Linked DNA regions of Mus musculus: all the other regions are linked to region 6. A link is a loop called in an ENCODE intact Hi-C map of the cell type or tissue named here. Cell type or tissue: left cerebral cortex. All regions are shown on one strand. Each heading gives the region's core, and the rest is flanking DNA. Links, peaks and the distances in the headings are about the cores only.

What was found. Peaks named below come from ENCODE experiments on the same cell type or tissue, not always from the same donor. Only the 100,000 strongest peaks of a DNase experiment are listed, where the experiment ranks them.
Region 1: it touches region 6 in a loop (2.3-fold over the local background); 9 of 42 quality-filtered maps call a loop at or near these places.
Region 2: it touches region 6 in a loop (9-fold over the local background); 6 of 42 quality-filtered maps call a loop at or near these places.
Region 3: a loop joins it to region 6, with 4 times the contacts of the local background. A loop is called at or near these places in 13 of 42 quality-filtered maps.
Region 4: it touches region 6 in a loop (9-fold over the local background); 29 of 42 quality-filtered maps call a loop at or near these places.
Region 5: it touches region 6 in a loop (10-fold over the local background); 25 of 42 quality-filtered maps call a loop at or near these places.

Annotation. Positions count from the first base shown.
Region 1 is chr2:122,465,342-122,470,637 of GRCm38, reverse strand. It overlaps the pseudogene Bambi-ps1. Among named protein-coding and RNA genes, the nearest start is that of Slc28a2b, 17 kb to the left of the region's middle. In left cerebral cortex, for the core only: a CTCF peak has its summit at 2,711 (motif pointing right); DNase peaks (open chromatin) are centred at 2,793 and 3,603; H3K4me3 peaks cover 1,103 bases; H3K27ac peaks cover 224 bases.
Region 2 is chr2:122,346,803-122,350,802 of GRCm38, reverse strand. It overlaps Duox1 (dual oxidase 1), which reads right to left. Exons shown (of 33, transcript NM_001099297.1): 33 at 2,831-3,533. The coding sequence ends at 3,411. It overlaps Shf (Src homology 2 domain containing F), which reads left to right. Exons shown (of 7, transcript NM_001374011.1): 7 at 1,264-1,911. The coding sequence ends at 1,450. Among named protein-coding and RNA genes, the nearest start is that of Shf, 20 kb to the left of the region's middle. In left cerebral cortex, for the core only: a CTCF peak has its summit at 2,186 (motif pointing left); DNase peaks (open chromatin) are centred at 1,487, 1,892 and 2,060; H3K4me3 peaks cover 1,368 bases; H3K27ac peaks cover 1,650 bases.
Region 3 is chr2:122,192,662-122,196,661 of GRCm38, reverse strand. It overlaps Terb2 (telomere repeat binding bouquet formation protein 2), which reads right to left. Exons shown (of 7, transcript NM_028914.1): 5 at 3,357-3,430. Among named protein-coding and RNA genes, the nearest start is that of Terb2, 8.4 kb to the right of the region's middle. In left cerebral cortex, for the core only: a CTCF peak has its summit at 1,804 (motif pointing left); a DNase peak (open chromatin) is centred at 1,820.
Region 4 is chr2:122,567,211-122,572,506 of GRCm38, reverse strand. It overlaps Gm34325 (a long non-coding RNA gene), which reads right to left and starts at 2,814. Exons shown (of 3, transcript XR_003953895.1): 1 at 2,791-2,814. It also overlaps the pseudogene Gm17958. In left cerebral cortex, for the core only: a CTCF peak has its summit at 2,895 (motif pointing left); DNase peaks (open chromatin) are centred at 948 and 2,870.
Region 5 is chr2:122,375,769-122,381,064 of GRCm38, reverse strand. The region is part of intron 1 of Gm39918 (predicted gene, 39918); the gene reads right to left. n-THgtg3 (a tRNA gene) reads left to right here and starts at 3,631; the gene lies at 3,631-3,702. It overlaps n-THgtg5 (a tRNA gene), which reads right to left and starts at 3,097; the gene lies at 3,026-3,097. In left cerebral cortex, for the core only: a CTCF peak has its summit at 2,343; DNase peaks (open chromatin) are centred at 2,359, 3,073 and 3,573; H3K4me3 peaks cover 1,882 bases; H3K27ac peaks cover 1,598 bases.
Region 6 is chr2:122,626,511-122,631,806 of GRCm38, reverse strand. Spata5l1 (spermatogenesis associated 5-like 1) reads right to left here and starts at 1,182. Exons shown (of 3, transcript NM_001033256.4): 1 at 48-1,182. The coding sequence starts at 1,121. In left cerebral cortex, for the core only: a CTCF peak has its summit at 2,573 (motif pointing right); DNase peaks (open chromatin) are centred at 1,196 and 2,594; H3K4me3 peaks cover 1,238 bases; H3K27ac peaks cover 942 bases.

The sequences.
Region 1 (5,296 bases), core at 540-4,539, 160 kb after region 6:
GCATATGACTATGAATCATAAAATTAACTTTGGGGCTATGAACCAAGGACTGCCCATTGGACTTAGATTACACAAACCTTCTCCCCATCAAACTGGAAAACATAGTAACCACTACTTGGAAATAAAACTCACTAAAGGGCTGGGCGTGGTGGCGCACGCCTTTAATCCCAGCACTCGGGAGGCAGAGGCAGGCGGATTTCTGAGTTCGAGGCCAGCCTGGTCTACAAAGTGAGTTCCAGGACAGCCAGGGCTACACAGAGAAACCCTGTCTCAAAAAACCAAAAAAAAAAAAAAAAAAAAAAAAAGCCTCACTAAAAGATGTGTATGTGTCTGGTTCCCACAAAAGCCACCGGTGTCAGATCCCTCTGGAACTGGAATTATAAATGGTTGTGAGCAGTGATGTGGGATCTGGGAACAGAACTTAGGTCATTTGGAAGACAGGCAGTACTCTTGACCACTGAACAGTCTTCCCAGCGCCCTTCTTCCTGCTTCCTTATATCTGGGATGCCACTAGAAGGGGATGTCAACATTAAAAATGTGTCTTCCCTCTTCAAATAATCCAGACAAGAAAATTCCTCACAGGTGTGCCTAGCTTCTTGCCTTTAAAAAAAAATGTTGATTCCATATCCAATCAAGTTGACACCCAATATTAACCGTTAGAAACCTGCCCCTTGTCAAATTGATACCCACTCACCTGTCTTTATGTCATGCTTAATTCCCAAATGAGAACAATAGCAAAGTCATAATTCTGCCTAGCATGATATAACTGTCTCACATAAAACCATAAGCACATTATTTCTTTTCTTCCATAATATGTGGCAAAGTTGCTTAGGGAACATTTAGTGTCTTGGTGTCACATACCCTGAATATGATACAATACATTTACAACACTTAATGTCTGATATACTAAATGTAAAACAGGGGTCTAGAGAGATGGCTCAGTGACTAAGAGTACTTTCTGCTCTTGAAGATCAGAATCCAGTCCTTAGCATCCACATCAATGTGCTTACACTCACCTGTAACCCCAGCTCCAGTGGATCTGAAATCCTCCCCCTCACCACACATGGGCATACTCACACAGACATACCCACATAGGGAGTGGAAACTTTTGGGGTTTTGTAAAGTCAGTTATGTCCAAGGATGTTTTTCTGAAGTAGACACAGGTGAAAGGATGTTTTGCTAAGGCAGACACATGAATGTTTTTGCTAAGGCAGACACAGGTGAAAGGATGTTTTGCTAAAGCAAATACATGAAAAGACAAGTGATAAAAGATTTTTCACTAAGGACACACTTGTATTCGTTTGCCTTACGTTGTGTCGCTGAGTTCCATTTGTGGTAATGCATAGGAAAAAACTTGCCAAAGAACTTCTCATGAGGTTCTGGAGGCTTCTTGCCACTTCTGAGGACTTGGACTGATTGGTAGAGTGATGTCAGCTGATACAGACTCACTTAGGGTTTTACTAAGACAGACTCGTGTGGTGAAGCACGACCCATGGGAAGACACTTGATATTTTGAGAGAGTATATATAGGATTCAATAGACAGTGATGGTGGGCTCGCATAGCTAGCTTTGCAACACTTCTTGGTCTTGGGTCTTTGTCTTTGCTGATCTTCACTTTGTTGAGTGCTAAGAACTTTTCCTGTTGTCCCTGCCGGTCCTAATTGCTTCTCCTGACTCGTGCCTATTCAGTGGAGTCCTGTTTATAGTAGGCTGTGTCACTGCTGCCGATTTGCGTTTACTAACCCAGCACCACTGAACTAGACTACCAGTATATTTGTAAAGGATTTTGCAAGTGGATCAAGCTGCCACTTCTGATTCCTGCAAACTAAACTGCTGATTTCCTGACAAAGCACATTAGATTTGCTCCAAAGAACGATTTCTAAACAGGTACACTTCCCCTATATACTAATAACATTTCTTCTCTACTACCTAAGATGGAGGTGGGCTACAGAGGAGGTTAAAACATTTAAAAACCATTATTAAATTAGGCTTTTAAATTTTTAAGCCAACATATAAATATAAATTTTAAAATAAAGACATTTCTTTACGTGATAAATACAGGTGGGCGGGAAAATGTTTCAGTGGAAAAGGCATTTGCCAGCATACAGATGACCTGAGTTCAAACAGTAGGAAGCACATGGAAGTCTTTCAGGTTGTTCTCTGTCCTTAAAATGTGCTCTGTGCTGCATGTACACACACACACACACACACACACAGAGAGAGAGAGAGAGAGAGAGAGAGAGAGAGAGAGAGAGAGAGAGAGAGAGAGAGAGAGAGAGAGAGAGAGAGAGAGAGAGAGAGAGAAGAGGAGTTCAATGTGATAAAATCTAAACATAAAAAATGTTGAGGGGGGACTTTTGAGATTGCATTGAAAATGTAAACGAGGAAAATACCTAATTAAAAAAAATGTTGAGGATACTGGTCGCAAGGCAGCTGGCTCAGGTTGGATGAGCCCTAGGGAGCCAGCAGAGAGCCAGCAGCCCCTTCTTGGCTATGTGCACCCTACTTCTCATCGGCCACGCGCGCGGGCAGACCCCAAGCCCATTGGTCCGTCGTGGTGGTGGTGGTGGTGGTGGGGTTTCAGGTGGGACAAAAGCGAAGCCACGTGCTGGAGGCCGCTGACCAGAGACTGAGCAGTGAGGGTCACACAACTCTGGGCTGGGCTCTGCGGCGCATCTGCGGCTGCTCGCGCAGGCGTCCGCTAGGGGGAGTCGACAGTGCCCAACCCAGGTAGGAGCCAGCGGGAGCGGGTCAGCGGGTCGGTCTCAGCCCGCGTCTGGCCCCGCCCCCTGCTGCTGGGCCCCAGGGCTAGAGGCGTCGGCCAATCGGAGAGTGGAGGTGGGGCATAGAGCCGGGCCCTGGCGCTATTTACCCCTCTCGGCTCCAATTCCCCTCTCCTGTTCCTGTCTTTTGCACTGGCTGGCAGAGCAAGAGGACGACGGCCGGGGAGCGCGCGCGAGGGACCCGGAATGGGTCCTCGGTAGTCTTAGTTCCGCTCAATGCTCAGGCCCTCGCCCCGACAATGACAGCGCCCGGGCTCAAGTGCGGCGCGCCCGGAGGTCATAGTGAAGCCGCGCCTGGCTCCAGGATCGAAGGGAGCGCGAGACATCAATGGACATCACTCCAGATCCTTCTTCATCTGGCTGCAGCTGGAGCTCTGCACCAAGGCTGTGCTGCTCACCACAGGAGAGATCAGATGCTACTATGATGATGCTCGCTGTGTGGCAACAGGTTATATGTGTAAGTCTGAGCTTAGTGCTTGCTTCTCCAGACATCTCGATCCTCAGGACACCAATTCCCCACTCATCCACAGCTGTCTGGACTTACATGCAAGCACAGCACAGACATCTGCGAAGACAAGCAGGCCCTAAACCACTCTGGCCCTGCCATGCCCACTTTGGAATGCTGTCACGAAAACATGTGCAATTCCCGAGGACTGCATGAAGTCCTCTCTCCTCCCAAGAGCGAAGCCTCAGGACAAGGAAACCAGTATCAGCATGACAGCAGCAGAAAACTCATCACTAGGATGCAGGAGCTGACTTCCTTCAAAGAACTGTGGTTTGGCGCAGCTGTGATCGCTGGCGGACTGATCTTGTGCTGCTGCCTTACTGTTTTGTTGGCCTTGCGAGTGCTTCAAAGTAAGAACAAGAGACTGCAGGATCGGTGGCAGCAGATGCTGTCCTGTTTGCACTACAGCTTTCACCGCGGTGGCTTTCCTAGATCTGAGATACAAAGCTTAAATTTGAAGAGATCACCAGTGTAATCAACTAGAGAAAGTACCCAAGGAGGAACAACAATATGAAATAACCAGTACCCCCCAGAACTGTGTCTCTAGTTGCATATGTAGCAGAGGATGGCCTAGTTGGCTATCAATGAGAGGAGAGGCCCTTGGTCCTGCGAAGATCATATGCCCCAGTACAGGGGAATGCCAGGGCCAAGAAGCATTAGTGGATGGGTTGGGGAGCAGGAGGGGGGGATGGTAGAGGGGACTTTCGGGATAGCATTTGAAATGTAAATGAAGAAAATATCTAATAAAAAAAGAAATGAAAATTGGCAATTGGATGTGTTTCATTTTATAGAGTTTGGTAAACTGTAATATGTTTATCATACTATAGACACATATTCAGTATTTTAATGAGCAACTGCTTTGTGTTCTGAAAAGACTGATTCTGCCATTATAATTTATTAACATCTATAGCAATTATGGAGATATCTATACAAATCATGACTGACAATGCGATAGCATATGTCTCTGGAAAAATGGAACAACTTTTGCATATTATAATATAAAGCTAACTATGGGTGTACCTCAGTTTTTTACAGGACAAGCAGTTATAGAGAGATCCAATTGTACTTTAAAAGAGATTCTTAACAAACAGAAATGGGTAACAAAGATTCCCAGAGTACATACAGATAGATTACACAGTGCATTATTGACTTTAAATGTCTTGATGCTAATGAACAAAAAACAACAGCTGCTAAGAAACATTGTACTATGGAAAAGCCTGCTGAGCTTAATCGGCCTGTATATACTAAGAATGTCATTATATCTGAATACAGGGAAGGAAATTATTAGCTAGGGGAAAGGCTTTATATATGTTTCTACAGAAAAAAAAAAACCTGTGGATTTGATCCAAATTGATAAAAATCTGATATGACAGGGAGAGACTCCTGAAGATCTTGACTATAGACAGGAAGAAAGAAATTAACAAGATCAACAAGGCAGATAATATGTACCTTGTTGCTTCTACATCTCTGAGACTGGCTGAGACTTAAAAATCTATATTTAGCTATAGTGGTTTGAATGTGCTTGGCCCAGGGAGTGTCACTATTTGGAGGTGTGGCCCTGTTGGAGAAGGTGTGGCCTTTTTGGAGAAAGTGTGTCACTGTGGGCATAGGATTTAAAACCCTCCTCCTAGCTGACTAGAAGCCAGTCTTCTCCTAGCAACCTTCAGATGAAGAAGTAGAACTCTCAGCTCCTCCTGTGCCATGCCTGCCTGGATGCTGCCATGCTCCCTCCTTGATGATAATGGACTGAACCTCTGAACTTGTAAGCCAGCCACAATTAAATATTGTGTTTATAAGAGTTGCTTTGCTCATGATGTCTGTTCACAGCAGTAAAAACCCTAAGACAATAGCTAATAAATATTATTGGCTACAAAGTCCTCCTAACATATTATTACATGCCATCCTTTCACATGGTTTGGATGGAGATTTATATTATAGTTCACTTATACAATCCAAACTAACTTAAGGAAGTCAGATGTCTTTTACTTGCTCAAACAAAGAACAAAGA
Region 2 (4,000 bases), core at 1-4,000, 280 kb after region 6:
AAATCCGCCTGCTTCTGCCTCTGGAGTGCTGGAATTAAAGGAGTGCGCCACCACGCCCGACTTTGGGGTTTTTTTATTAAAGTTATTTTAGTATATAGTTAAGCATGAGGATTAAGAGACAAAGACGGCTCAGAAGAAAATAAGATAGAGTCACATGTGAGCACCGTACCTAAAGGGAGAGGGAGCAGCCTCACCTCTTTGCTCTCTTTTGTTCTTACTGTAGCCATATACGGGATCTGGGTTGGGTCTGACTGTCTTATCACTGGTGGGCTCTTGATAGGACTACTATCACTAAGGTAAAAGTTTAATCCCTGGGAACACAGGAAGGCGGGACAGCTTTGCTGTAGAAAGGGCTTGTTTCGCCCCACAAATTTCAACCAAACTATAGTATAGGAAAAAGAATGAGCCCCTCCACAAGGTCATACACACTCAGGCCTTAAGACCTGCTCAACATAAAATCTTTGTATTTAAAAGACGTATTAAGTCTGTGTCAGCCGCCTTTGCCGCAGATGTCGGTTGTGCTGGAACTGCTTGCTTCTTCTCTGATGGAAAGAGGTTGCAATCAGACTCCAGGCTGGGGGGCTCCCATGCCCTCTCATCTCACCTCCACACCATAATTCCTTTGTCTGTCCTACCCAACTCTGGGTAGGTAATGCTAACCGAGTCTCCAGATGATGTCACTCCAGGCCTAAGGGCTGGCTGGCTGGACTGAGAGGGTCTGACTTGGTGTAAGACCCACAGACTGGTGCTGCCATATAGCTCAAGAAGGGGAAACTGAGCATAAGGCCGGGCTGTAGTCAGTTGCTAAGGTGCTGGCTAGTCTGTCCAAAGCCCTGGGTTCTGGGCTCAGTACCCCATACACTGGCATACACCTATAATTAAGAGGTGGAGACACAGACTAGCCTGACCTGTATGAATCGGTCTCAAAAGTCCAGGTAGGGTTAAACTGGCCTTAGCCAAAGGCTATGGGCTAGGGTCACAGAATTGGAGGGTGCGGGGCACCCCACTTTCCACCAGCACACACCCTGTATACTCACCACACACACATTCTTGGTACAATGAGCGTCCTCACCACAAAGCCAGTGCCTCATGCTACCTACTCAACCCTCTCCTCTCCTCCCCTCCCCTCCCCTCCCCCACCATCCCGTCTCTGTCCACCTCCCACTTGAAGCTGGCTTTGGAATCACACTTGCTGGGAGAGTCGGGGTAGAAGTAGGGGACTGAGGAGAACCCCTGGTCACCGGGATCTCTTTCTCTTCCTAGGAGCAGTCAGGGCTTCATGCACATGAAGCTGTCCCGGACTAAGGAACACAAGTATGTGTTGGGCCAGAACAGCCCACCCTTCAGCAGCGTCCCTGAAATCGTGCACCACTATGCCAGCCGCAAGCTGCCCATTAAGGGAGCGGAACACATGTCCCTGCTCTACCCTGTGGCCATCCGGACTCTGTAGATGTGAGACCAGGGCACTATGATAGACCTGGACCCAGTCCTTGTCACCTGCACGGGGGCAGCGGTTCTTACCAAGGACATGATGTCAGAAACCTGGCTTCCCCTTGTCCTAGGATCTAGCAGGCGCTGAAGATTCCTTAATTTATTATAAAGGGGAGGGAATCCTGGGCCTTGGAATAAAGGGACTGTGTGGAGCTGGGCACCGAGGAGAGCCTGAGGAGGAAGGGGTCTCCCCGCCCCAGTCAGACACTAGGGAGGGAGTGGCGACCTCCCTCCCGCACCACCCACCCTCCGCATCCTCCCTTCTCCCCGTCCCCAGCGGGCCGCCCGGGCTCCGGGCCAGAGGCTCGGCCAGGCAGAGCTGCGGCTGCCGGCGCCGCCCAGGGGCTGCCGGGAGGGGGCGGGGAGCGAGCCCGACTATAAATTGAGGCTGGAGCCGACGCCGGCCGCCTGCGAAAAGCACTTTCCGAGCATCCACTCGCTTCCTTTGACCAAACACCTCACGCCGGGCAGGGGGCGTCCAGGCCGCGTCGCTCCTGCCATTGCTCCCGAGCGAGCCCGGCTTCCCGCCAGCAGCGAGCGGTTTGTCTGGGAGGCGCCGAGAGACAAAGAGGCAGCGCGCCAGGCTGACGGCGCGGATGGCGCTGCCACGCGGGCGGGAGGCGCGCTTCCCTGAGGCGGCGCGCTCCCGCTCCTGGCTGGCTGGCTGGGCGCGCCGTGTCCCTTTCCCTTAGCTCCCTCTGGTGGCCGGGTCTGGGGCCACGCACCTCAGCCGACCCCCGTGGGTCCGGGGCCTTCCCGCTGCTCCACAGACAGGTTCTGTGGGAGCCAGACGCCCTCGGGACGGTTGTCCTCTTAGGACAACCTGAGGCCCCTTGCTTGCCTCAACCCAAGCCCGCGGTGCATTAGCGCTGATTAGAATCAGTTGGGAATTTCTCCAAAGTGAGGATGTGTGATCTGAGAAACGAGGTATTCCGAATAGATCATTTGGCATTGGGCACCTTTTCAGAAACTCTCTGAAGGTTGCTCTGCCTTTGAATGATAGGAAGAGGACCCACCATTTTGCACCTGAGAAAACAGGCCTAGAGGGGTTAGGAGACATCTATCTCCTCATGCTGCCTGGAAGACCTTGTCTCAGGGCAGAGCTAGAATAGCTGATGCCCTGGAGGAAGCCAGGCCGACTGCAGCTCCCTGAGGACTCCTCTCTGTCCTTGTGATCCGCTGTCAGCAGCCTAACACCAGAGTGAGGAAGGGCTTTTCAGTCTTCGCTGCTTTTATTCAGTAGATACTGGAGAGATGCCTGGACCACCGTGGCAAAGCCCACTGGGTGGATGATTTCCTTAGCTCCACCTTGACCTAAGGCAGCAAAAAAGAAACTCCAAAGGGGGAAACACCGTTTATTTGCAAAACAGACCACTAGAAGAGGGAGATGGGGCTGAGGGGCACTGCTCCAGGCGGTTAGTGGGCACAGAAAGGTCTGACTACATTTTACATTTTGAGAGATCAGTTGTTCAGTTAGGCTGGTCCTGAGGGTTTCTGTAAGTTGCCCCTGGCTACTCTAAGACATCTCCCAACCATTTTGAAGAGAGGAAGAACACAGTGAAGAGGACTTGAAGACGCCAGCATCCATACTATCACTCAGACTCACTTTCAAAAACTTGACAGGTTGTCTACTGTCAAGTTTTTGCTTAATTCTCACTTTGTCTCAACCCAAAAGCTCCCCTACTTCTGAACCTATAGTTCTTAAACAGTGCTCCTTCGACAAACTCAAGACACATTCTGGCCCTAGAGATCTCTGAGCCTACACATGATGCCTGAGCGAGGCTACTTGGACCAACCAAGTTGGCAGGTGGGAAGGGCCAAGGCTGAGGTGGCCAGAAATGAGTACTGGGTTAAGGCACAGGCCAAAGCCCCTGCTGTCCCAGCAGGGCAGTAGTGGGCATAGTTGCTGGGCAGGAGGCCTAGAAGTTCTCATAATGGTGAGAAAAATGAGTCCTGTCCTGCCTGTTGATGAGCTGACAAGCCTTCTCCACATTCTTGGTCATGCCAGGGGGACCACAGCTAAATACTCCAATCTTTCGGACCTGTTGAAGGAGGAAGAGCCAAAGATGAACATATTTACTGGTAGAGCTGGATCAGTATTCAAAACAGTAGCCAGGTTCATGTTCCTGGTGCAGGTTAGCTTTATGGTCCTATTAAAGACCATCCAGTGTTCACACTCAAGGTTTATTTTATACCGTGTATGGTGAGGGCTGGCTCACTGTAAGTCTAGCTCAATTTTGTAAGTGCTAGGTCAGTGTAAAAGGACCAACTGAGTCAATGTTCAAATTGAGGGACAGCCTGGTGTATAAGTTATCTGCAGCCAGCCCACTCACTGTTCATGGCGAAAACTAGTTCCACATCCACGGGGAGAGCTGGCTTAGTATTAATGGTGAGTATAGCCCTGACTGTATAGTAAGGAATATTTCTATTACTGAGCTCTTCTGTTTTGGTGGATGAACTTAGACTTCAGAGTTGGCAGATCTCTGTTCCCTTCATCCGTCTTTCCTTC
Region 3 (4,000 bases), core at 1-4,000, 430 kb after region 6:
AAGATGGCCTAGTCGGCCATCACTGCAAAGAGAGGCCCATTGGACTTGCAAACTTTATATGCCCCAGTACAGGGGAACGCCAGGGCCAAAAAGGGGGAGTGGGTGGGTAGGGGGGTGGGGGTGAGTGGGTATGGGGGACTTTTGGTATAGCATTGGAAATGTAAATGAGCTAAATACCTAATAAAAATGAAAAAAAAAAAAGAAATAAGGTTTGCCTTAGATCATGGGCCTGCCTGCATATTTAAGACCAAATAGCAGCTTAGAAGAAATCAGAGCACACCCCACCACCACCATCTGTCCTCTGAGGTAAAGAGCTGACAAGCTCTGCACCATGACACAAGCCAGGCTGCTCCCCTTTACCCTAACAAGTAAAACCGAAACTGGCTCCAAGCTATGGCTCCCCACACCTTCAAGCAAAGGATTTCTGATTCTTTCTCTGTCTCTCCTTCATTCTCTGTCACAGTTGGCGACAACATGAAGCTCCTCCCAGGTTTAAAGGAAATCATCTTGTCCTTTAAGGTCCTGCTATGTTGTCTCTGATAACAAGCTCTAACCGCCTCCATTGCTCTCCTACCTCAAGTCCCTCATGCTGCCTCTGGTGGGATGCTGTCCCTCATAATGCTTTCCCACTCAAGCTGACCACGCCCCATCATGGTTGTAAGACTCTCCTTCCTAAGAAAGCTCACTGATGCAGGGCGATTTCCAGTTTACTCCTTTTCTGAATTTATAGCTTTGGTTTCTAACAGTCAGTCCTAACACTGAGGTACAACATTAAATAAGGTTTTCAATCTTATGGGAAATTATTGATAGAACATTAAATGCAAAGCTGAAAGACTTCAAGATGACCTCAGCTCTACAAACTCTGTGTCTTATTGTAAGACAGGAGAGACACAGGCTAGTGAGTAGAATTGTTTCTAATTTAAATATCCTTTATTCTTTTTTATATTTCTTATTTTTGTGAATTAAATGATTTACATTTTTTTTTAATTTTTGGCATTTTTGAAATAGGGTCTCATAAAACCCAGGTTGGCCTCAAACTAGCTTTATAACTGAGGATGACCTTGGCCTTTTAATCCTGCCTTCACCGCCAGGCTGCTATGATCACAGGCATGCACTGTATGCCTGGTTTACGTAGTGCTAGGGATAAGACCCAAATCCCACGCACACTCGATAGTCACTCTAACAACTGAGCTACATCCTCAGCCTGTTACACTTATATTAAGACAATTTAAAAACATAAAATTTTAAAGTATATGTGACTTTAAAATTTGAGGACCTTCTGGGAAGAGGAAAATAGCACAGTGGTTGAGAGTTTGGACTTCAGATCTAGATATGGCTTCAAATTCAGCTTTGGACTTCAGATCTAGATATGGCTTCAAATTCAGCTGTTCTTTCTGAATAAAACTGAATGAATTATTTAGCTCTCGAGATTTATATTCTCAATTGTAAAATGAACGGGGCTCATTGCATATACAAGCTGTGAGAATCAAATGAAATATTGTGAACCAGCAGGCACAGTGGCACATGTCTTTAATCCCAGCACTTGGGAGACAGAGGCAGGTGGACCTCTGTGAGTTTGAGGCCAACCTGGTCTCTAAAGGAAGTCCAGGACAGTCAGGGCTCTGTTACATAGAAAAACCCTGTCTCAAAAAAAACAAAAGAAAACAGGAAAAGAAATATTGTGAACTGCTTGTCTCACAAATGCCTTGTGCTTTGCAAATGTTCAATAATAATGTGTTTACTGTCAGTAAGTAGTGCTTCATGCAGATATTTCAGGATGTATTCTATTTATGTTCATATTGCACCATCTGGTGGTTCCATAAAGAAAAGGCTCTACAGAAGTAGTGGAGGTCTGCAGCAGAACAGGGTAGGGCATCGGAACACATGAACTCACAGTGGCTATCACCACATGCATAGGACTATCACAAAATCAAGCCAGCCAAAATCCAAGATGAGCAGGGAGGGGCTCATGAAGGTCCAGCCCTAGCTGAGAAGCTGTTGTCATAGATACCTGCATAAGAGGGAGGATTTGCTCAGGGATGCAGCCCCTGAAATGCTGCCAGTGCTCCAGTAGATGGTCCTATACCCATGTGCACTAAACAGACACAGCAGGATTTTAAAAGGAGGGAGAAGCACCAGATGCAGTGGTGCACTGTAATCCCAGTGTGAGCAGGCAGAGGCAGGGGGAGACTGTCAGTCTGAAGCCACCCTGGTCTACACAGTAAGTTCCAGGACAGCCAAGACTTTACAGAGAGAGAATACATGAAATTGGGAGGGGGATTAAGGGAAGGGAAGTCAGGTAGATATGATTTAAAAAATACTTAATATGTACTATGAATTTCTTAATTAAAAAAAAGAAAATTGAAAAGTAAAAAGCAGAATCTTAGGGTATATTTACATAATTAAACTTTGGGTTTTGTTTGTTTATTTGTTTGTTTGTTAAAAAAAAAACTCTCTCTAGTTGCATATGTAGTAGAGGATGGCCTAGTCGGCCATCAATGGGAGGAGAGGCCCTTGGTCTTGTGAAGATTATATGCCCCAGTACAGTGGAATGCCAGGGCCAGGAAGCAGGAGTGGGTGGGTTGGGGAGCAGAGTAGGGGGAGGGTATAGGGGACTTTCGGAGAGGAAACTAGGAAAAGGGAAAGCATTTGAAATGTAAATGAAGAAAATATCTAGTTAAAAAAAAAAACAAAAAACAAACAAACAAAAAAACCTCAACAGCATCTTCCTCTGTAGCCTAAGTAGCCTAGGCTAGCTTGGTGCTCATTTAAATCCCTCTAATGCCAAGATTTCAGCTAAAATGTACCTTGCTTGGCATGTTGTCATGTATGTGTGTTTGCGGTTTTCTCTGTGTGTAAACATGTGTGAGCATGTGTGTGGAGGCCAGAAGCTGTATGGCATTCCGTGACTCATCAATATTTCATCATCACCTTCTTTTTAATGATTATTTTTATTTTATGTGCATGAGTACTTTCCCTGTATGCATATATGCACACCACATGTGTGCCTGGAACTCTCGGAGGTCAGAAGAGGGTGCCGGATCCCCTGAAACTGGAATAACTGATGATTGAGCCACCATGTGGGTTCGGGAACCAAACCCAGGGCCTCTGAAAGAGCAACAAGATCTCCTAACCAGCGAGCCATCACTCAAGACTCACTTCTTCTCTTTTTTGTAAAAATTTCTATAACTTTGAACAAATTAATCCTTTTAATCTTAGATCTCTTTGTCTATACATAAGAACAGTGATGATGATCATGTTAATCTCAGAGGAACTGTGAAAGTAAGATAAACACACAGTCAAACTCAACGTTTCTATATTCACTTTGAACAGCCATGACACATAGTAACCAATACCTTTTGGACAGTTCTTGTTTGTGTTCTGGTGTTGGTCTAATGTTCTCCTTATCACTTGATGCCATTCTGTCATGCTGTAAATTGCAAAAGAAATCACAGCTTAAAATTTAGCAACTAACCGGGCAGTGGTGGCACACGCCTTTAATCCCAGCACTTGGAAGGCAGAGGCAGGTAGATTTCTCAGTTTGAGGCCAGCCTGGTCTACAGAGTGAGTTCCAGGACAGCCAGGGCTACACAGGAAAACCTGTCTCAAAAAAAACAGACAAACAAAACAAAAAAGCAGGGAATGTTATAATAATACTTTCATTTACCTGTCTGCCTGTGTGTCTGTGTAAATCATGTCACATGTGTGCAAGAAATGCCTCAGAGGCCAGAAATGCTCATTTGAATCCCCCAAGCTCGAGTTGCAAGCAGTTGTGAGGCACCTGATATAGGTTCTGGGAGTTCAGTAGTAAACTGAACTCTGGACCTCTCAAAGAGCAGGAAGTGGTCACCTCTAAGCTATCCCTCTGATCTCATACTAACTTTTTAATAGAAAAGACATTAGAAGCCGGGTGTGGTGGCGCACGCCTTTAGTCCCAGCACTCAGGAGGCAGAGGCAGGCAGATTTCTGAGTTCGAGGCCAGTCTGGTCTACAAAGTGAG
Region 4 (5,296 bases), core at 645-4,644, 59 kb after region 6:
CCTCCGTTACAGAGGTCAATCAAGCAGGTCTTTACAATTTCTGGGAGTGTGTACTGACTACTTTTATGTCAACTTGATATCAATTAAAGTCATTTTGGAAGAGAGAACCTCAATTAAGAAAATACCCCCCAACTGGATTGGTCTGTAGGCGAGCCTGTTAGCCATTTTCGTGATTGATGATCTGTGTGGGAGGGCACAGCTCACTGTGGACAGTACCACTCTTGAGATGGGGGTCCTGGGTTCTATAAGAAAGCAGGATGAGCAAGCCACAAGGAGCAAGCCAGTAAGCAGCATTACCTTCATAGCCTTTGCATCAGCTTAGACCTCCAGGTACCAGCACTGCTTGAGTTCCTGCCTAGCATCCCTCAGTAATGGGCTTATATAAGCTGTGGGGTTCCTTCCTCAAGTTGTTTCTGATCATGGTGTTTCATCACAGCAATAGGAACCCTAAGACTTAGATGTTACCCCCTTTCCCAAAAGTGAGAGTAACTAAGAATAGTTAGTGACTATTTTCTGAGATAGCATTTACCAAATGTTGGACATTCCCTTGGCTTGGGTAGTTTATTTCTTTCCAGACACCCAAGGGACTTCCCCTGGCACCATACTACATGTTTTGACATTTTCTTTATAGTTTAAAATTTATATATTTTATATAATTTATAATATTTAATAATATTAAAAATATTATTGGGGTGCCTGTCACTCAGCAGCAAGGCACAGAGTCCCCACCAAGTGGGGAGCTGCCGTACCTAGAACAGGTGGAACGCAGTCTGCTCTGTGGCTTTAGGAAGGAGCATGTGTGGGCACCCACACCCTGCAAATGCATTACAACCTGAAAGACGAATTTCCAATACTCTCAACCAAATAAATACTCTAGAAGGATGCTTTGGAGGAGTTCCTGTGCTTTTCAAGGGATCTACAAATGCTAAAGAACTGGCTCCAAAGAGTGAAAATTTGGCATGCCAATCGCCTTTTGGCAGCTGTGGCTTTTCCACACAGCAGGGAGAGGATCTGGGCCTGGCTTGTGGTTTCCAGTAAAAGTGTCTTGAATGAGACTACAAAGATAGGGATTCAGATTACTCCAGTTAAGGAGTAACAGTACAGACCAACTGTTGAGTAGTTGACACCATTACAATCAATCCAGGTGACAACGGATCATCGTGTATGCCTAGAACCCAAAACATTTCCCTTTCATGGGGCTGCTTCCTTGCCAAGGCCGTTGGCAGTTCTATGGGATGAACCAGGAGCTGTCCTGCCAGCCATATCAGAGGTCAGGAGATACAGGCAGAGTGTGTCCTTCAATAGTGTCGGGTTTTGCTCACCTACATCTTGGGCCTGCAGCCAGGTGATACTGTCTGTCCTTTGGAAAATGCGCATTTTTACCCCAGTCACATCAAGCACTGAAAATTCAGCTTCAGCAAGATCCAAGATTTCCCCAAAGTTCAAAATCCTTCAAGAAGTTGACGGATTGATAAAATAGGGTTGAAGAGTTTCAGATCAAAGGGGGGAATCTAATCCAGTAATTAAAATGGAAATGGTTGTGTAGAGTGTTTTTAAACTGTGTGGATATCACTAGTGTTTAGGGTTTGGGCCAAACACCCAGAGTAAAATAAAGTTTTTTTTTTCTCTAAAGAAAAAATGAATTAGGTAAAAATCTTACAGTGGCCTATTTGCTACTATTCTAGGTTTTTAACTTCTCACAAAACGAAACTCATAGGGTCTAAATTCATCATTTTGACTTTAGGAAGTTTTAGAGGCCTCTTCCTCAAAGTACAAGAAAACTAAGGCTATAGAGACTTGTCAGCAAAACATTGCCAGGGCTGAGGTTATCAGGCTTCCCGTGCTGGTGGGTGCTGCACAGAGGGCAGGCAAAACAGGGCAGGCAGGGTTAGCTTCAGGCGATAGTTCACTGCCCTCTGCATTAGGATGTGGAGGTGACACTTGTGACCTCTGAGACCAGATCATACTGACTATACAGCTTCTGTCTGAATCACACGCAACACTGACTCTCAGGAAGATCCACAGTGGGACTTAGACATGTTTCTTTAGGAAAGGCCACACAGAGACTATCATTAGGTCTCTAGCTGTTCCAGAGCCTCATCTTCAAAACCATCTCAGTCAGGGCAGTGAGTGAAGAGATAGGGGGAACCCAGGAGGCTTCTACCCACACAAAGAACAACAGGGAACTGAAGAATGCTGGGAGTGGGAGCAATAGTCTGCCCCAGGGACCAGCACACTAGCTGGTGATCCAATACCAAATGGCCAGCCTTGAAAACATACATGGAAGTAACATTATACAACTGAGCAGATTTAAGTGGGAGTTTTTGGAGGGAGGATAGGAAAGAGGAAAAATTATGTAAGTATCTCAAAATATAAAATAAATAATTTAAAAAGACAGTATGAAGTTTTCAAATAATTAACAAAAACATTATTAAAATAAAAACAAATAAATCGAGACAGAAGAAATGCCACCAGGGCTAAGGAGATGGCACAGCAGTTAGGAGCATTTATTGATCCCACAGAGGACTGAGGTTCAGTTCCCTGCACCCATATGGTGGCTCACAACTATCTATAACTCCAGTTCCAGGGGATCCATTGATCCCTTGCCTCCGAGGGCACCAGGCACTCACTTGGAGCACATACATACATGTAGGTAAAACACTCCTACACATATATGAATTTTTTTTTAATTAATGATGAATGTTTGTAGAATGCCTGCATGAGAGAAACTTTGTGTCCACCACAAGAATTACACTTTAAAATTCGATCTTTAAAACCCCACCCACCTACCTCGTCCTCATAGCCTCTAGAGCCTGACAACTTCTTTCTATTGTCTTAGAGAAACCCTGTGTTTTAATTGACCCCCTTTGAGGCACCCCTGCCACCTGGTGGCCAACGGTCTCACTACAGAAAACCAATGTTTCCTTCTGCCTGTCAGGTCTCAGTTTTCTGAAATTTTCTGCTTGTATTCTTGGGTGGATCTTCCTTGATGAATCAGGTGGTAAGTACTAAGAAATCTGGAATTCTTTGATATTTTTCTCCCATCATTTTGTTCTTGCTGGAATTTTTTATAAGAGATTCTGAGTTGATCTTTTACTTCCTTAATTGTTCTTCCTCCTAACCTCTCAAGTCTCTATTTTTTGAACAGCAGTGATTTTTGGCGCCATCAAAAAATTACCAAAATCCGGAAGCGCTTTGCCTGAGCATCGGCAGCAGACATCTTGGTTCCGGGACCCCGCCGAGTGTGTTCTGCACAGGTGAGAGTACGGAATACAGAAGCTAAAAGCTTCTGGGACAGGCGGGAACCACAGAGCTTCTAAGGCCTTTTTGGGTCCCAGACAGCTGGCCACTTTCCCGTCCAGAGGATAGAGATCCGCCAAGCCAGGGAGCGCTTTGCCTGAGCATCAGCTGCACACATCTTGGTTCCAGGACTCCTCCAAGAGTATTCTGCACAGGTGAGAATGTAGAATACAGAAGCTAACAGCTTCTGGGACAGGCCAAAGCAACTCAGCTTCAGGAGAGGTCCTGTTTTGGGCCTTCGTCTTCGGACAGGAGGGAGATCCTAAGGCCAGATATCTGTGCACCTTTCCTGTAAAAGGAGAGCTTGCCTGCAGAGAGTGCTCTGACCACTCAAACTCAGAGGAGAGAGCGAGTCTCCCAGGTCTGCTGATAGAGGCTAACAGAATCACCTGAGGAATAAGCTCTAACCAGAGACAACGATAACAACTAGCTCTAGAGAATACCAGATGGCGAAAGGCAAACGTAAGAATCCTACTAACAGAAATCAAGACCACTCTCCATCATCAGAACACAGCACTCCCACCCCACCTAGTCCTGGGCACCCCAACACAACCGAAAAGCAAGACCTGGATTTAAAAGCATATCTCATGATGATGGTAGAGGACATCAAGAAAGACTTTAATAACTCACTTAAAGAAATACAGGAGAACACTGCTAAACAGTTACAAGTCCTTAAAGAAAAACAGGAAAACACAACCAAACAGGTAGAAGTCCTTAAAGAAAAACAGGAAAACACATCCAAACAGGTGATGGAAATAAACAAAACCATACTAGACCTAAAAAGGGAAGTAGACACAATAAAGAAAACCCAAAGTGAGGCAACGCTGGAGATAGAAACCCTAGGAAAGAAATCTGGAACCATAGATGCAAGCATCAGCAACAGAATACAAGAGATGAAAGAGAGAATCTCAGGTGCAGAAGATTCCATAGAGAACATCGAAACAACAATCAAAGAAAATACAAAACACAAAAAGATCCTAACTCAAAACATCCTTGAAATCCAGGACACAATGAGAAGACCAAACTTATGGATAATAGGAGTTGATGAGAATGAAGATTTTCAACTTAAAGGGCCAGCAAATATCTTCAACAAAATTATAGAAGAAAACTTCCCAAGCCTAAAGAAAGAGATGCCCATGAACATACAAGAAGCCTATAGAACTCCAAATAGACTGGACCAGAAAAGAAAATTCTCCCGACACATAATAATCAGAACAACAAATGCACTAAATAAAGATAGAATATTAAAAGCAGTAAGAGAGAAAGGTCAAGTAACATATAAAGGCAGGCCTATCAGAATTACACCAGACTTTTCACCACAGACTATGAAAGCCAGAAGACCTGGGCAGATGTTATACAGACACTAAGAGAACACAAATGCCAGCCCAGGCTACTATACCCAGCTAAACTCTCTATTACCATAGATGGAGAAACCAAAGTATTCCAAGACAAAACCAAATTCACACATTGTCTTTCCAAGAATCCAGCCCTTCAAAGGATAATAACAGAAAAAAAAACCAATACAAGGACGAAAATCACGCCCTAGAAAAAGCAAAAAAGTAATCCCTCAACAAACCAAAAAGAACACAGCCACAAGAACAGAATGCCAACTCTAACAACCAAAATAATAGAAGCAACAATTACTTTTCCTTAATATCTCTTAATATCAATGGACTCAATTCCCCAATAAAAAGACATAGACTAACAGACTGGCTACACAAACAGGACCCAACATTCTGCTGCTTACAGGAAACCCATCTCAGAGAAAAAGACAGACACTACCTCAGAGTGAAAGGCTGGAAAACAATTTTCCAAGGAAATGGTCTGAAGAAACAAGCTGGAGTAGCCATTCTGATATTGAATAAAATCGACTTCCAACCCAAAGTTATCAAAAAAGACAAGGAGGGACACTTCATACTCATCAAAGGTAAAATCCTCCAAGAGGAACTCTCAATTCTGAATATCTATGCTTCAAATGCAAGGGCAGCCATATTCA
Region 5 (5,296 bases), core at 630-4,629, 250 kb after region 6:
CTGCTTCTTTACGGGCACTCCAACCTAGAAAAGGTGGTGTCTAGTGACAACATTTATAGCATAAAACACAAACAAAAGCGAACAAAACAAAACAGTTTTAAGGTGAGAGCAGGGAAGGAGGGTGTCGATTGGCCGCTGAGTGTGCCAACTGGGTCATGGTGACGTCATCCCAGGCCAGGCTCTCGGGGGCTCTGGCTCTCACCATTGCCAGCCCAGAAGCCTCATCAGCCCAGATAAGCAGAAGAAATGAATCCCACCAATCTTGCCCAGGAGTCTGAACAGAAAACAACACAGTAAGGTGTACAAGCCAAGCCAAGAACTCAGGGGCTTGTCAACAGCAATGGTCCCTCTTCCCTGAAGGCAAGTCTAATGGGCAGGCAAGTCACTAGATCAGCCTGATCTGACGCCCAGAAATCAGAGCAAGGAAAACAAGCAGAGTTCCTTAGTAGAGGCTAGGTTGTCCCATCTCCAGAGTGACAATATTCCTGTCCAGAAGGGCAGCTGTCAACCTGAGCATCCTCCTGCACTCCACCCCACCCAACCCCACTGCCAGACCCTGCAGCATCTGGGTCATGCTACATTTCCTTAGCTTCCTCTGCATTCTTGGCCGTAGATATGGGTGACCAGTGGGGTATCTCAGATACCAGGTGTTTCTGAGCTGTGTTTTCTTGACTGTTTTACTGTGTTCGTAGAGAGTTGACACAGCAACAGAACAGCCTAGTTCTGTCAACAGGATGAAAGCTCTCACGTGAATGGAGATCTAACAACTCCAGCTACCCAGAAGCTAAGACAGTTTGTCAATCATCTTGCCAAGGGACCACCCCTAGGAAGGCTCACCTTAAACCATGCTAAAGAGACAAATGGAACAATTATCTCTTTAACAAAATGCTATACTTTGGCTTCCCGGAATGTCTGTTCCTGGTACAGTTCCTACAAGCTGCTATGAGATCCTGCTGGGTCTGCCCACCTTAATGAGTCCTGGTTTTAAAAGCTGTAAATATTTCCTTTTGGTTCTTTCTTGGCTATTTCTCTGCTTCCAGAGCCTATATGTGCTTTTCCACTATAGTAACTGGGCTTCCTTACTCTTTCTCTGATGCACCCTTCCTTTCTGGCTTTACTTAAATGGCTTTTCCCTTTCACTCTTTCTCTCGACATTCTCCTCCTCTGGGCTGCTAGATTGACAAGTTGCCTGCCCGGAGGAACTTTCCTTTCCTTTCCTTTCCTTTCCTTTCCTTTCCTTTCCTTTCCTTTCCTTTCCTTTCCTTTCCTTTCCTTTCCTTTCCTTTCCTTTTCTTTTTTAACTCTATGAAATTGTCCACTTTGAATAAACCTTGGCTTTGCTTCACTTTCAAACTTTTCCTGCCTTTGACTTAATTAACACATAAAATGGACCGCTTGCTGCACCCTAAATAATATCAGAGTGACTGTTCCTTCCTCCTTCGTCATCCAAGCAAAAGAGCAACTGTCTTGACCAGGTCAGTTGTGCCTGGTTGGAAGCAGCCATCATGACTGAGCCAGTGGATGGTTGCTGTTGGTCACAGGACTCTCCCTAAGACCCCAGTCACTCTTCCTGGGCACCTGCATGCCATTCTGCTCTAATTTCATGTGACCTCGGGTCTCCAGAGACAGTTTACATGCTGGGGGAGGTTGACTGAAGGGGACTCCCTCTATGTGACTTCAGGAAGAAGTCATCTTGCTGGGTGAAGACTTTCTAATGTGGCCACTTTATGGTCACCTGTCAGTAACCCCTCACTCAGACTCTATAAATAAACCCAACAACCTTCTAGTTCCTGAGGGACCTCTGACAGAACTGTACTTTCTTTGTTACTGGGACCTTAGAGAGGGAGGTCGACCTGGTTTATGTCTCCCTCAGGAGGGAATGCTTGCATCTCTCCCAAGCCCTGGTGTGGGTGCAGCTCATGGGAACAGGGCTAGCAAGGCCAGCCCAGGAACAGCTGCCACAGTCCTGGTGACTAGTCTGCTGGGTTTGGTGATACTGCCTAGATACATGACTGTTCACACAAAGCCCAATGGGTTTTCACATTCACCTACTATATTTTGTTCAGCAACACTTGTAAGGCGCAAGCTGTCCTGTTATGTGGCTTTAAACTCACCAAATCTCCTAAAATGCCAGGAGACCCAGGGAAATTACAGCCTGCGAGGGTGGTTTTTGTTGTCTTTTGTTTGTTTAGGGACTTAGGGGGTGGGGCTGCAATGAAGTCTTGATTTTCTACACTGTTCAGTAAGCTGTTCTGATGGATTATGGGTGAAAGACATTACAACACCTATCTTTCCCAGGAATGTTTCCTGACTTGCTTTGCCATCCCAGAGCCCCTAGGAGGAGCTGGAGAACTTCATTCTTCTCTGGGTCCTTTCTTGACAACCACACAGCCACCATCAAGTAAGCATTCAAGAGCTAGGTGGAAAATTCACTTCCATTTGGCCTAATGCCGAATAATAGACCCGAATTTGTGGAGCTTGAGGGTTTTTTTTAAGAGCACACAAAACAACGTGATAATTTGCTTTAATGTGAGGTAGACTGGGAAGAGGAGAAAAACACCAGCACCCACGAGGCTATCTTAGCACGCCACAGTGACCACAAAAAACTAGTCCCTTCAGTGTGGTAGTATCTTTCATTTGTCATATGATCTGAACCAAAAAAGGTTCGGTTTGTTTTCCTACCTAACCCTAATTTTAATTCTAACCCCTAATTTTCGCATTGTTCCTATAATTCCTATGCCCTCCGTGATGAACTCTTAAGTCTTGTAAGGTTTTTAAAAGACTAAAATGTGATTAACCGTTGAATTAGGAAAATAGAAAGTACCACGCAGAGATATTAACAAAAGTAAGGTGACTAAACCAACAAGCTGTAAAGTCAGTCGCTCGTGACATAGTATAGTGTTTTTGAGAATTAACCACGCATTATAATGCCTTCATCATGAGCAACAGGGACATAGGAGAATTAGCCCGGGCATTACAACGCCTTCACTAAAAAGGCGCCCTTGCCGTACCATTGTTGCCACAATGCCGTGACTCGGATTCGAACCGAGGTTGCTGCGGCCACAACGCAGAGTACTAACCACTATACGATCACGGCGAGCTACCGGAACGCCACACTGTGCTGTGTAACCAGTGCGACTCTTGAGACAGGGACGATCCATCCCCTGCCATCCCTATGCTGATGTACTGGGGGGGCCCCAGCGAACCACAACGATTGACCACAGTCTTCTTGAGTTTCTATTTGGCTTGGAAACGCACCACAAAAAGACAGCCATGAAAATGCTTGGCAAGCCCAGCGTGGTGGCGCCTAGGAACCTAAAACTCGGGACGTTAGAGGCCAGCCTGTCCCGAATCAGACACAGACTCAAAATTAAAATTAAAAATTAAATAAAAAAAACAAGGAAAAAAAGAGGCCCAGTCGGCCGCTGTTACCACTGCTGCGAAGCGGAGGGCTTCTTTACGCTAGCGCACAGATCTAGCCAGGGAAACCAAAGCGCCTGCGCACACTCATAAGTCCCGCCGTTGATAGGCAGAAACAAATGCCAGCAACCCGATGACGTCAAAAGGGGCGGGGCATCCAACACAGAAGAGACCAAGGAAGGAGTCCTGACCTTAAGTTCCCGGTAGCTCGCCGTGATCGTATAGTGGTTAGTACTCTGCGTTGTGGCCGCAGCAACCTCGGTTCGAATCCGAGTCACGGCATTGTGGCAACAATGGCACGGCAAGGGAGCTGTATTTTATTCTTCTGTTCGATTTTAATACTTAGCTAACATTCTAGAAAATTAATCTCAAACTGCCTGTTGAGAATTAGGGTTTTATACCAGCGCGGGCTAAATTAAACTGCAGGCGCACAAAAGCTTCCAGTATGTTAGAGGGATGGTGTTTGCACCCGAAGTACAGAGAATTGCGTCAGCCAGAAAAATGCAATGTATATATCTAACTGTTTTCAATATATATTGTAAAAATACGTTGGTTTTTCTTAGTCTCCTATACATACTTTTTACAAATTTCCATCAAAGCAGTAACGTAGACGCCGAAGTGATTTAAAAAAAGAAGAAGAAGAAGAAGAAGAAGAAGAAGAAGAAGAAGAAGAAGAAGAAGAAGAAGAAGAAGAAGAAGAAGAAGAAGAAGAAAGAAGAAGAAGAAGAAGAAGAAGAAGAAGAAGAAGAAGAAGAAGAAGAAGAAGAAGAAGAAGAAGAAGAAGAAGGAAGAAGAAGAAGAAGAAGAAGAAGAAGAAGAAGAAGAAGAAGAAGAAGAAGAAGAAGAAGAAGAAGAAGAAGAAAAGAAGAAGAAGAAGAAGAAGAAGAAGAAGAAGAAGAAGAAGAAGAAGAAGAAGAAGAAGAAGAAGAAGAAGAAGAAGAAGAAGAAGCAGCAGCAGCTCCGCAGAGGGTGTGACATTTGAGATAGCTTTTACAAGGAGAATGGGAATCTGTCAAACAGCAATTTAATGTACAAAGGGTTGAACACAGTCATTAAAAGGCTCTGTCTGTCGTGATTCCTCTCCTAAGTGTTCTCCCTGGGTCATTTTTAGGACCTGCCCGCTCCCACAGCGCTCTAGGGCCTGGCTCGGCTGACAGCTAGAACCTCAAGAACCTGTTGAGTGAATGGGCGCCAGTCGCTGGGGGCGGGAAACGACACTGAAAGCCGCGTGAGGGAAAAGCAGGCGGATGTCCTGCAGTCTGGGACGTGAAATAGTGAAAGGATTTAGCTGGTGTTTTGCGAGATCTCTGGTGGCTCTGCAGAGGAGAGTAAAAAGTGGCCACTTTGAACTCACTTGTGAGAAACCACTGGCACCTTCTTGGTTTAGCAAATATCACTGCCTCTCTGTGGAAGCCGTCACAGGCTAGGCGCCGTGTGGGTGGGAGCGCTGATGGACAAGAAGAAAACCGGACCGAGTCCCAGTTGCCGCCCAATGGGGTCAGAAGTGGGCGCAAAGCCGAGCGGGAGCATCAAGGAGAGAGGATTTAGCCATCCTAAATGTGGGATAAGTGGGAGAGGCTGCAAGGAAGAGAGAAGTCATGGGGGCGGAAAGCCGAAGCTGACCGGCATTCAATAGAGTTCTGTCCAAACTGCTAACTCAGTACCGAGGGCATCCGCCGCACTCTCAGCAAAGGTCCTCATCGGTCGCTGATATAGGGTGCGGGGTGGATCTGCAGCCAGGAGACCCACTGGGGAACGGCCCTGCAGGCAGGAGAACTCTGCAGAGTCCACTGGTAAGGGTCCAGGCCCCGGAGACCGGCTTCCCCAAGACAGTCACCTCGGGTCCCCGGATGCTCAGGAGGTCTCCGGCCACCTC
Region 6 (5,296 bases), core at 803-4,802:
CCTGCCTGACCCAACATTCCAAAAAGGCGAGCTTTCAGGAACTTTACCTCTCTGTCAAACCTGCCCGGCCTGCGAAGCGCTGGGTCTAACTCGTCTGGCCGGTTGGTGGCTCCCACAACCACAAACTCCCTGTCCCTGTGGATGCCGTCCAGCAGCGTCAACACCTGGGCCACCACTCGGCTCTCGGGAGCTCGGTGCGGGCCGCCTCTCCGGGGACACAGGGCATCCACTTCGTCCAGGAAGAGGAGGCTGGGTCCGCGGCTGGCCAGCTCCTGGGCTCGTTGGAAGATGCGCCGCACGTTCTCCTCGGTCTCCCCGGGCCGGGAGCCCTGCAACGCCGGGGCGCTCACCGCCAGCAGCTCGGCGCCAGTCTCGCGCGCCACGGCCCGCACTAACTGGGTCTTGCCCACTCCCGGGGGGCCCGCCAGGAGCACCCCGCGGGGCACAGCCAGCCCCAGCGCGGCTAGGGCGAGCGGGTAGCGCAGCGGCAGGCGGAGCAGCTCCCGTAGGGAGTCGGCGGTCTCCGACAGACCCCCAAGGGTCACCTCCCCGGGAGGCTCGACCTGTGGCGGAGGCTTGTCACTGAGCGTGATGCGGGTATGCGGTGTGACCCACCCGCCGGGCTCTGGGTCCGGTGTCCCGCCCATCACGTGCAGAGCTGCGACAGGGCCGGGGACACCCGGCGGGGTGGTCACCACGTGTCCCCGAGACACAGGCCGGTTGCGCAGCAGCTCGTGCACTACCTCCAGCACCGCGGCGGAACTCGGGGCTCCCGCCTGGGGCCGCAGCACCGGCCACACCTCTAGGCGCCGCAGGGGCGGACAGGGCACGGGTTGCAAGCAGTCCATACCTATCCTCCCCGTGGCCACCCGGGCCCCGGGGCTAGCGCACTGCGGGTCCAGCTGCACAAAGCCATCCACCCTGTCGCGCCGCGGCCAGGCCGTGCAGAGGCAGCAGCCGCCGGCGGGCAACGAGATCCTCAGCGGCGAGCCCAGGCGCGCACCCAAGCTGCGGAAGGCGGCCGGCCCCAGGCGGCAGCGCTGGGTGTCCCGGTCCCGGGGATCCACCGGCAGCAGCTTCAAAAGTTGTCCGTCGGGGAAGGGCCCCGAGTCCGGAGCCATGACTCGGGGAACCACGCCGGGGAAAGCCCGGCAGCAATCCACCCGGCTGCCGGATGCAGGCGGCGCGCATGCGCCAAGAAGGAACAAGCCTCTGATTGACGGTCGAAAGGACTTCTGGGAAAGTGAGAAAAGCCTGGCTCTCCATAAACATCAGACGCCCGGTAGTCGGTCCAAGAGCCTCAATGAAAAGGTCTCCGCTGGCATCTGACAGACATACGGCTGCTCCATTAGGCCATAAGAGTTTTCATTTTGTGAAGTAAAAAGATTTCTTAAGGAAAAAAAGAAAACCCAAACTGCTGACAAGGTGTAACGTGCTTACAGATATAAACAAGGTGTAAATAAAATACCCGCCAAATTAATCATGATACTCGCATCTTATGAAAGATCTTTTATCCTCGTTCCAAAGACTTGGAGCGTCTAGAAATGGGAAAGAAGACATTAATAATAAGACATAATAACCATCTTCAATATGTAAAGGGATGTGTGTGAAAGCTAGCGTGCGTGTGGATAGCTGTGGTAAAGAACTGACCAGGAAACGGAAGTTTAATAGGGTGATCTTAAGAGGTTTTTCTCTGCATATTTTGACCATGGTCGCATGAAAGGTACAGCTGAGAGTCATAACTGATGCCCACTGAGGCAATTAGAGTGAACTTAACCTTTCAGATTTCAGCACTGATTTAAAACAGGGGTAGAGGCTAAGTTAGTGGGGATATGGTGTGGAGGACAGTACATGTTTTTTCGTGTTGCATAAAGAGGCTGATCCCGTTCAGGGCCAAACTATAAAGTTCTCTGACCTTGGCCAAGAAATATACAGCATCCCCACTAAAACAGCCACTCCCCTCCTTGTGTCACAAATATCAGGAAGGGATTGTGTTTCTGGGCCCTCAACTCATTCACACATTCTCAGTAAAACTATAGATTATCTTTCCCAGGCAGCCTTAACCCATCCTGCTCCTCTGAGTCAGACCATTTTCATTGTATTGTTTCAGTCATCCATACATCTGAATTCATCATACTTACAATCTTGCAGGAAACCATTCTAAGCTTGCTGTGATGGTTCATACCTATATCACAACATTTGGGAGACTAAATAAGGATTAGAACAATTTATAGTTCTACCTGGGCTACTTAGTGAGGTCTAGGCAAGCCTAAACTACAGAATGGAGAAAGGTATCGAAAGAAAGAAAGAAAGAAAGAAAGAAAGAGAGAGAGAGAGAGAGAGAGAGAGAGAGAGAGAGAGAGAGAAAGAAAGAAAGAAAGAAAGAAAGAAAGAAAGAAAGAAAGAAAGAAAGAAAGAAAGAAAGAAAGAAAGAAAGAAAGAAAGAAAGAAAGAAAGAAAGAAAAAGAAAACCTTGAAAAGAAAAACATAATAACAGTTCTGTGGTCCTTTTGTTGGTTACAGGACTCCAAATTTGGCAATTTTATGAGCACTATTTAAAGCAACAAACGTGTGCACCACTAGAGGGAGTCCAGAACCAACAAATGAAGGCCGAGGGCCCTTGGCGGACCGGACATTTGCAACCGAAGCTTCCGCTAGATTTTCCTCAGGGTTCACACAGTATGTATTTTTTTTTTTTTTTTTTTTAGTATGTATTCTTATAATATTGTCAAGCTATTCTAACAAAGTACCACACGCTATTCAGGTTATAATAAGCAATAGCAAATTATATTTTTCCATTAAAAAATAGTGTGTATGATGAGAGAGAGAGATTATGTAGGTGCACATGAAGTCCAGAGGCATTGGATCCCGTGGAGCTACAGTTATAGATGTTTGTAAATCACTCCATGTGGGTGTTGGGAGCTAAACTCAGTTTCTCGGACTCTTAACTCTTAACTCTCCAGCCCCTTTACAGATTTTATTTATCTCATTTTATGTGTATGTGCTTTGCCTTCATGTACATAATTGCATGACTTGCATTCAGAGCTTTACTTCTTACAGTTTTGGAAGCTTAGAAAACGAAGATGTAGATGCTGGCTGACTCAGGACAAGTGAGGGCTACTTCCTACTTCATGTGCTTTTGCACTCTCTCCTTAGATAGTGGGAGGAAGCATCTAACTCTCACAGGTCACTTTATAATGACATTTTCATGGCTGTTCTTCATTGTCACTTCTGGGAAGAAGGAACTTTAACTGGGAAAAAGGAATCGCCTCAATCAGACTGGCCCATGGGCATCTCTGTGGGGCATTTTCTTGATTGCTAATTGATAGAGGAGGACCCATTCCACTATAGGCAGTGCTGTCCCTAGCAGGTGGGTTTGGACTCTATAAGAGAGGTAGTTAAGCAAGCCAGGAAGCAGCATTCCTCTGTGAGCTCTGCTTCGGGTTCTACCTCTAGGTTCCTGCCTTGAGTTCTTGTCCTGGCTTCCTGTCAGGAGCCATCAAGGAAAGGCTAAGTTTTCTGGAGATATACCACTTTGTATAGCTATGATGGGTAAGCTCTAAATTGCAAGGGCCTTCAGAGATATTTATCCCAGGATTGCTTCATGCTAGTGGTATGCCTTTTCTTGTCAATATTGCATAGCCTAATGATTCCTGGGCATCAGCCTACCCTATTGGGCAAAATTCCTTCAGATCAACATGAAGGTGAACTTTCATGAATTAATGCTGTTTAGATGGATTAATGAGGCTATAGAATTTCTGATTTGATTCAAATAATTTTAGGAAGAAAGTTTTAGGAGATGGTTCTAGTTGTTTTGCCAGAAAGATATAGTAAAGTTAGAATCAAGAATAGAATGTGCTCACTCCTCAGAGAATAGTAAGTAAAGGCTGCATGATAAAAAATACATTGCACTTCCACAATTACACTAAAAAGAGAAATGGGCTTGGGTCAGATTTATGACCAAGGAAAAGCATTCATTCTAGGTCAGGTCCAAGGATGAAGCCACAAGTCTGCACTATAATAGAGTGAGGCCATGGGAAACTGTGGTGTTGAAATAACGAGTTTATAGAATGAAGCACTGCTTTGAACTTAATATGGACATCCTTCTGTAACTCCTCTTTTGTGTAAACATTTTATCTATGAGGTAATTTTCTAAAGGACTTTTGTCTAAGAAGAGCTAAGAAGGCCAGAGAGAAGGAATAAAGTGTGACATCTGGGGCTCTGCCCCATCTACCATATGTATATATGTATGTGTCTGTTTGCATATATGTATATATGCATATATGTATGTGTGTGTGTGTGTGCCATTAGGTGCTCAGAGTTGAATGAGCTATTGTGGAAATTTGGAAGATAATGCTTAGAGAAACACAAAGGCCAGGCATGTGACATTTCACAAGAAAGACAAGAGTCTTCCTCCAAAAATCCAGAAACACACATGTGTGCCACCATGTATGATGTACGTAGTGCTGGGAACTAGAACCTAGATCTGCTCCATGTCGACTAGGCATGCGCTCTGCCAACTGAGCTGCATTTCTATCTCTGCTTTAAACTCTTCAAGGGTAGAAGATGGGGATTGTTCTTAAAAACCCCACTTTTAAATGAATGAATAAGTGAGTGAGCAGTGACTGGGCTGAACTGGAAACAGGGATTACACTGTGGAAAGAACTCAGTTCTGCTTCATTTGTCATTCTGTGCCAGGCAATGTGCTAGGAAGTGAGACAGGATGACATCGAAGGCATGTGAAAAGGCAGAGAATCGATACCCACACCACTAACAAACCTCTCAGTTCTGCCCATTCACTTAAAGACTGGTGACACACACCTAAGTTCTTTCAGAGAGATGGGAGAGCCCCTCCAGTCTTTACTCCAATGTTCTCTTGGCACAACATCCTGGGGTGCCAGCCACACATTTATACATTCTGTTTGCATCGTTGCCAGTTATGAAAGTGGGCTTCAATTGTCTTTCCGTAGTTTAGTCTCTCTGTTTAATAACTTGTAGTGCTCTGCTCCCTATTCCAACACTGAGTAAAATGCTAGGTGTTCAATAATTAGATCTCTTCAATTCCTAGTGGATTCAGTTAGACTTGTTTGAATTTAGGAGAATGAGTTTGATGATTTCCAGGAAATCTGGTTTGGGTATTCTACCTAGGTGAATTAGAGTTGAGAGCATCAGTCCTTCATTTTTTTGCATGTTTAACTTGCCTAGTGGTTGACAATATTATTTATGGTCTGATCCTATAGGCTGAACAGAAACAAAACCAGTTTAGAGCTAGGGAGGTGACTGTCTAAAAATGACT